Linked DNA regions of Homo sapiens: region 2 is linked to region 1. A link is a contact called in ENCODE Hi-C or POLR2A ChIA-PET data. All regions are on one chromosome and are shown on one strand. The core of a region is the stretch at or near the end of the contact, and the rest is flanking DNA. Distances in the headings are between cores, read along the strand shown.

The links. Hi-C counts contacts between places; a loop is a spot of excess contacts on that map. ChIA-PET counts read pairs that join two places held with the same protein, here RNA polymerase II (POLR2A). Pooled maps may share reads with other maps.
Region 2: a loop to region 1 is called in a pooled map, with 3 times the contacts of the local background. The contact joins the enhancer-like site here to the promoter of HHEX in region 1. A Hi-C loop is called at or near these places in 2 of 50 pooled maps. POLR2A ChIA-PET finds 5 or more read pairs at or near these places in 3 of 52 experiments (Caco-2, H1 and HEK293T).

The regions. Positions count from the first base shown.
Region 1 is chr10:92,687,404-92,691,274 of GRCh38, reverse strand. It overlaps HHEX (hematopoietically expressed homeobox), which reads right to left and starts at 1,320. Exons shown (of 4, transcript NM_002729.5): 1 at 928-1,320. The coding sequence starts at 1,288. RefSeq lists an enhancer at 1-9 and silencers at 540-689, 700-779, 1,200-1,519, 1,590-1,829.
Region 2 is chr10:92,642,720-92,646,127 of GRCh38, reverse strand. It overlaps KIF11 (kinesin family member 11), which reads right to left. Exons shown (of 22, transcript NM_004523.4): 18 at 486-765. Among named protein-coding and RNA genes, the nearest start is that of HHEX, 46 kb to the left of the region's middle. Within about 2 kb of position 1,452, at least 3 of the 41 ENCODE cell types and tissues checked have a DNase peak (open chromatin) inside an H3K27ac peak, as active enhancers do.

The DNA of each region.
Region 1 (3,871 bases), core at 71-2,570:
CTTATTTGTTAGGCCGCACATTGAGGGGACAAGCCCCGAAGTTCTGGAATATATGCCCTATGTGTCCCTGCTTCCCTTCCTAACTGGCGACCAGGAGCTGCTGCTTCCTACTCCCAAAGTAGTGTCGGTCGGTCCGTCCGTCCGTCTGCAGGCCTGCACCTCAACGCTTTGAAAGCTAGCATTGTTTTTTCGAGATTTTGCTTGCGTCAGGCTTCAGACTGGTGCAAAACAGCCTCGAAAAAAAATAGGAAGCAACTGGTTATTTTAGCTGCCATAAAGTCACATCCCACACAGAGGAAATGAACAATATCAGAAAAACGGATCCCGGCTATCAGAAGTCGAGTGTTTCCTGAATTTGTCTGTATTGAGGATGTCGATAAAATAATCAGCAGCGTGCACTACTCCGGGGGAAGGGTCTGCTTCATGCAGCCAGGAAAACACTTAACAGCTTCTGAAACCAGATTTACTCCTATCGAGAACTCAAGATTTCCTGTATGAACGGAAAGGGTCAGGCTCTTTCACTGCACAAGCCTGTTGAACCAGGTCCAGCCCCGTAGCCACCCGGGCCCGGCTGCGATCCCTGCCCCACGGGGGCCGGCCAGGGGCGCCTCGACGCCCCTTTCCCCGTCCCTCCCGCTAAGGGAGCCCCACCCCGGGTAACACGCGCGGTCCACGGCTGCCCTCGCCGCGAGGTCTACCGCCGGCCCGCGCGCCCCGACGCCTGCAAGGTGCAGGAAAACCAATCTGAGTCACGGTGCGGTCAGCCCCGGCCGCGCGCCTCCCGTCCCCGCGCGTGCCCGACAGCTGCTTTTCCATCGCTTTTGCCACAGCCGTCTACCGCCTGCCCCCTTCGCCCCCTCGGCCTCCCGGGCGCTGCCACCTGCCGGGTGGCGCTTCCTCGCCCCCACCCTCGCCCGGCCGCCTTACCCAGGGGGTCGTGGCGGAGCAGGGCGTGCGTGTAGTCGTTCACCGTCCGCGGGAAGGGGTACAGAGGGCCCCCGAAGCCGCCGGGTCCGTAGGCAGCGGCCAGCGCGGCGGCGGAGTGGTGCGAGAAGGCTGGATGGATCGGCGTGGGCTCGTACACCGGGGTCCGGTAGGGGGACACGAGGCTGGTGAAGGAGGAGTTGGGGGACGGCAGCGTGGGGGCGGGCGTGGGCGCGGCGGGCCCGCGGCCCAGGATGTCCTCGATGTAAAAGGGCGTCGGGTGTGCGGGTTGCAGCAGCGGCGTGGGCGCGTACAGCGGCACCCCCACGGCGCCCGCCGCCGGCCCGGGGTGCGGGTACTGCATGGCTCCGCCGCGCTCCGGCCCCTCGCAGAGCTGCTGGCCCGCGCCGCGGCGCTACATTTATCCGCGCTCCGCGCTCCCGGCGATAGGCTCCGCCGGCCGCGGGGTGGGGCCGCGCTCGCTGGCCCCTTCCTGCCGCCGGGCCCTGCGGCCAATGGCGCGGGGCCCCAAGAGCAGCCGCCCGCCCCCACCCCGGCCCGCCCCGCCGGCCAAGCTCCCCGCCCCCGGGACGCGCTTGCTACCAGGCTCCGGGGAACTGGCGCCCTGGTGCCCCGCCGCGGCTGTCGCCCCTGGGGACTCCAGGCACCCCGGCCGAGGACGCCCTCGAGGGAAGCCCTGGGCCGCGTCCGTCGGGGGAGGCGCGAGGAAGACCGCCTTCTGGAGTGCGGGCTCCAGCGGCCCTGTCCGCGGCCCCGAGGCACCTCTGCCGAAATTCGGGGGCGCCGTCCAGGCCTGGGCCCGGGGTGGCAGCAGCTGTTTCCAGGCGGGGAGCAGCGGGACTCGGCGGGAGCAGAGGCCGCTGGCCTAAGACGCCTCCTCGGTGGGTGCGCTCCCTGGATTAACAGTGGCGCTGGCTGTCACACCGGCCGTTTCCCGAGCTCAGAGCGGGACAGTGCCCTGGGTTCCTAGGGCTGCTCGGCGGCCCTTAGCTGCGGCCCGGCGGGATTCGGATGGCTGGAGTTCAGGTGCTGCGGACTCTTGGCCGCTCCACCTGGTTTCATTTGGAGGCCTCGGACTCAAGCCACTTCCGCGAGGATGCTGGCAGAAGCCGCTGCGAGCAGCAATCAAGGGGAGGCCCGGGTCCTACAGCGCCGGGCAGAGGCTGTGCAGTCTTCAATCCAGTGGGGGCCGCTCCGTGTCTTTTCTGCTGGCTCTTGAGGGTCGCAGCTGTGCGCAGTCTGGCTCTCTGGTTTTGCACGTGTTTTCTATTGAAGCAGTCCGTACTGCTGGCCCGTATGGCCTCGGCTCTGTGCGGCTCCACTCGCCTCCGGGGCAAGGGGGCATTTTCTTGATTGACGCCCTCCTGCGGTCGTCACACCTCGCGGTGAGCCGTTTCTGCTAAGGTCCTCCATTAATCATGGAAATGGAAAGACTTCCCTGCTTTTTCTATTGAGACTTCTCAGGTTTTAAAGTTTATAATTTGGAACTATTTGTCCAAACACAGCGGGACCACAGTAGGAAGAGGCGTGGACTGTGAGCCTGACCGCCTGTTCGAGTTTCACTTCGCACATTTTTGTTGAGCAACTACTGTGTGCCAGCAGTGAAAAGGACAGATGTAGTCCCTCTCCTCATGGAGACAGGAAACAAATTTTAATATATGTATGTGCTAGGAAGGAGATGTACATAATGGTCTAAAACCTGTAACAAGGGGACATCACCTATCTGGGGGACATTAAGGAAGGGAAAAGCTTCCCAAGAATTGATGTTTGAAAAGTGAGTGGGTGTCAGCAAGCCCAGGGTGCTTGGACATTCCAAGTCCGGAGAATAGCATGTGAGCGTTGTTAGTTAATGCAACTTCCGTCAAGTCACCATCCCTGAGTTTTTCTCATCTGAAACGTTTGAGACTTGGCCTAAAGGCTCCTGATCTTTTTAGGGTATTGTTAATAGGTATCTTTCAGAATCTAATGACAGACAAGAGCTACAAGCCCAGACAAACTCAGAAGTGTACTACACTATCATTCGAGTTAAAGCATGTTGGGGGTAGGTAAGAATATAATTGCTCTATTATACAGTACATATAAATCATAAATTTTTATATTACTCCATGATATAAACTATCTCTGGAAGGATAACGAACATTGGCTGACTATGAAGAAAGGGGTGGGATTGGAGGGGGCATGTATAGCTGTGAATATCTGGAGACTTGCACTAGATGGATGTATGACCTATTCGTCGTATAAGTAAGTCCTTGAAGAAGTGGCTGATTCTAGATCTAGGGCAAGAAAAGTACAAGGTAAGCTCAAAGACATCTTGTGTCAGAAACCGTGAAAAGAAAATAGGGACCACCTTGGAGTGGTTTCCATCGGCAAAATTTGGGGTGATTTAAGCTTTAAAAATACATTAGGGATTATACCACTTTGAATATAACAATTCGTGAGTCCATAGTGGTACTCAGAGAGAGAAAGGTGCAGTGGATGTGAAAGCTGGAAGAATGTCAGCTAACAGATGTAGAAAAATTGGTACAATCGAAAAACGTAATAATTCAAGAAGAATCATCATCAACTAACACGTGAAATGTTGAGGATGAGGATTTTCACAAGGCCTCATATCATCCCAATTAACTGGATTCTGGATTTTAAAAAACTATAAAGGAGCCGGGCGCGGTGGCTTACGCCTGTAATCCCAGCACTTTCGGAGGCAGAGGCGGACGGATCACGAGGTCAGGAGATCGAGACCATCCTGGCTAACACGGTGAAACCCCGTCTCTACTAAAAATACAAAAAATTAGCCAGGCGTGGTGGTGGGCGCCTGTAGTCTCAGCTACTCAGGAGGCTGAGGCAGGAGAATGGCGTGAACCCGGGAGGCGGAGCTTGCAGTGAGCCGAGATCGCCCCACTGCACTCTAGCCTGGGTGACAGAGCCAGAC
Region 2 (3,408 bases), core at 203-2,702, 45 kb after region 1:
ACAAAAAAATTAGCCGGGTGTGGTGGCAGGTGCCTATAATCCCAACTACTCGAGAGGCTGAGGCAGGAGAATCGCTTGAACTTGGGAGGCGGAGGTTGCAGTGAGCTGAGATCGTGCCATTGCACTCCAGCCTGGGCAACAGAGTGAGACTCCATCTCAAAAAAAAAAAAAAAAAAAGCATATATAAGTGGAAGGTATTACATATCAAAAGACAGGGTGCCCTTCTTTGAAGAAACTACTAAGTCAGAAACCAAGGATAAATACAGGAAAGAAACTGTACAAATGTTAAATTAATTCCAAGATTGAGAAGACATATAACAAAGCACAAAACGAGATCATCTGTAAGCATACCAAATATTATACTTAAAAGTTTAAGTCATTATAGCTTAAAATATCATTTGTTTTGAAATCTATTCTTAGCCAAGAATATTTAACTTTCTGATTATTATTCTCCCCAAAGTAAGTTCCACTTACAAAGTTATTACCTCCAATAAGTTGTGAAGTTCCTGTTCCCTTTCATTTAAGGAAGATACCCACTGTTCAGAAAAATAAACTGTTCTTGTGTTCAGAGATTCACATCTCTGTTCAGTCTCTTGAGATATTTTTTCCAGGTTGCCATTGAGTTTATCAGAGTGTTTCACAGATTCTTCAACCAATTTTGTACCTTCTTGGTTAAAATTTCTGAGTTCCTGTGAGAAGCCATCAGAATCAGCACAAAATTTTTGACTGTGAAAAGTCATTTTGTTGACTATATCCTTAGATTTCCTATAGGAAAAGAGAATGACACTGTTGAAATGGGGAATTAAGACTCAAAGGATATATAACTTCCCAAGATCACTCAGCTCTTAAGTGGCAGATCTGAACGTGGACAGTCTGGCTCCAGGGCCCGTGATCTTAGTAAATCTTCTGCATTGAGAATGGATGCCTTGGCCACTGTCTTTTCACAGCATTGCCATTAAATGACCTTTGAAAGGATCATCTTTGCTCATGAAACCTTTCACAACCCTCCTCCAGTTATGATGCTTTCAAAATCTGTCTACTTGTTTTATTCCTCTTACTAGGCAATGTTACTTCAGGGCATCTACTACAGCCTCTTGTCTAGTCCCTAAATTGGACAATCAGTCATTTATTCTGTTATTAAGCAGTTTCCCTTGCCTAGTATGTAAAACAAATCATGAACATTACAAATGTTATGTTTAAATTAGCTATAAAGCTTTCTAATAATTAAAATTATATTGGGGTGTGACAAATTATACATATAGAACAATGTAACATAAACTTGATATAATATTAATGTTGGTTAGACATACATTTAAAATTCATTGATAATTTCCATCTCGGTAAGTTGCCCTATAATAGCATTCCAAGTTATCTTACAAGATTTAAACCTTGTGGAATGAAGTGACTCTCTATTACCACTAGATGGTACACCACGTGGGTAAACCAAGTGAGTCAGCAAAGATGTTAAAAACCAAACCTACACGTGAAAGTCACAATGACTGAAAAAAGGGCAAGGCATAGTGGCTCACACCTCTAATCCCAGCACTTTGGGAGGCCGAGGCAGGTGGATCACCTGAGGTCAGGAGTTAGAGACCAGTCCGGCCAATATGGTGAAGCCCTGTCTCTATTAAAAATACAATAAATTAGCCGGGCGTGGTGGTGGGTGCCTGTAATCTCAGCTACTTGGGAGAGAGTGAGGCAGGAGAATTGGTTGACCCTAGGAGGCAGAGGTTGCAGTGAGCTGAGATTGTGTCATTGTACTCCAGCCTGGGCGACAGAGCAAGACTCTGTCTCAAATAAAAAAAACAAAACAAAATCTCACAACTTAATGGGAAGACGAGATTGAGTTAAAAGTACTATAAGCCATGACAATAAATGCCAAACGCAGTTATGTGCAGTGTGTACATAAACATCACCTAGATTCCTGGGTGATGAATACAAAGTCCCTAGACCATACTGGGAAACTCTGGTGTAGACAATAAATGTCAGGAAAGCAGGAAAAATGATTTGCATGGGCCTTAAGAAAGTATATCATACTTCCCTTCCTACTTCAATCCTACTCTAGTATTTCCTCCACGGCTATGGAATGGCCTAGAAATCCATCAGTCTAGATACTAGGAATAAAAAGTAGGACATACTTTTTTGATTCAGCATATAGGAAGAGTTCACAATGGAACATGCTATACTTAACAGGATCAAAAACAGGGTTGAAAAACAAATGACAGAAGTTAGGTAGGGATATATAAATGATAGCTAGAGTTCCAGAACAGCACTGTTCAACAGAAGTATAATAGAAGCCACATATGCAATTAAAAATTTCTGAGGCGGGCAATCACAAGGTCAGGAGTTTGAGACTAGCCTGGCCAATATGGTGAAACCCCCGTCTCTACTAAAAATACAAAAATTAGCCGGGCATGGTGGTAGGTGCCTGTAATCCCAGCTACTTGGGAGGCTGAGGCAGGAGAATTGCTTGAACCTGGGAGGCAGAGGTTGCAGTGAGCCAAGATTGCACCACTGCACTCCAGCCTGGGTGACAGACCAAGACTCCCTCTCAAAAAAAAAAAAAAAAAAATCTAGTAGATACATTAAAAAAGAAAATAGATAAAGCAATTCAAGTAACAATGTATTAGGTGTTTATTGCACATATAAACACCTAAGTAAAACATATGAAAATAATGACAAACGGGAAAGAGGAAACAGGAATATACTATTATAATGTCCTTTCACTACACATGAAACAGCAAATTATTTGATAATGGATTCAAATTATCTTAAAATGTATACAAATTCAAATTATCTTAAAATGTATACTTTAAATCCTAGACATACTACTAAAAAGGGAATATTTAAAAAGTATAAATAAGTCAATGGAAGAGATAAAAACATAAAAAGTGCTCAATTTAAATGAGGAAAGGCAGCTGGGTGCAGTGCCTCACACCTATAATCCCAGCACTTTGGGAGGCCAGGGCAGGTAAATCACTTGAGGTCAGGAGTTCGAAACCAGCCTGGCCAACATGGTGAAACCCCATCTCTAGTAAAAATTTAAAAATTAGCTGGGCATGGTGGTGTGTGCCTGTAGCCCCAGCTACTCAGGAGGCTGAGGCAGGAGAATCACTTGAACCCGGGAGGCAGAGGTTGCAGTGAGCCAAGATTGCACCACTGTACTCCGGCCTGGGCCACAGAGCAAGACTCTGTCTCAAATAAATAAATAAAAATAAAACATCATAGATTATAAATTTGATGAAAAAGCAAGACCCAACTACATGCTGTCTATAAGAAACCCACTTTAAATATAAAGACTTAGACCAAAAGTAAAGAGATGGAGAAGGATACATCATACAAATAGCAATCAAAGGAAAGCTAGAAAACCTGTATTCATTTCAGACAAAACAGACTTCAGAACAAGAG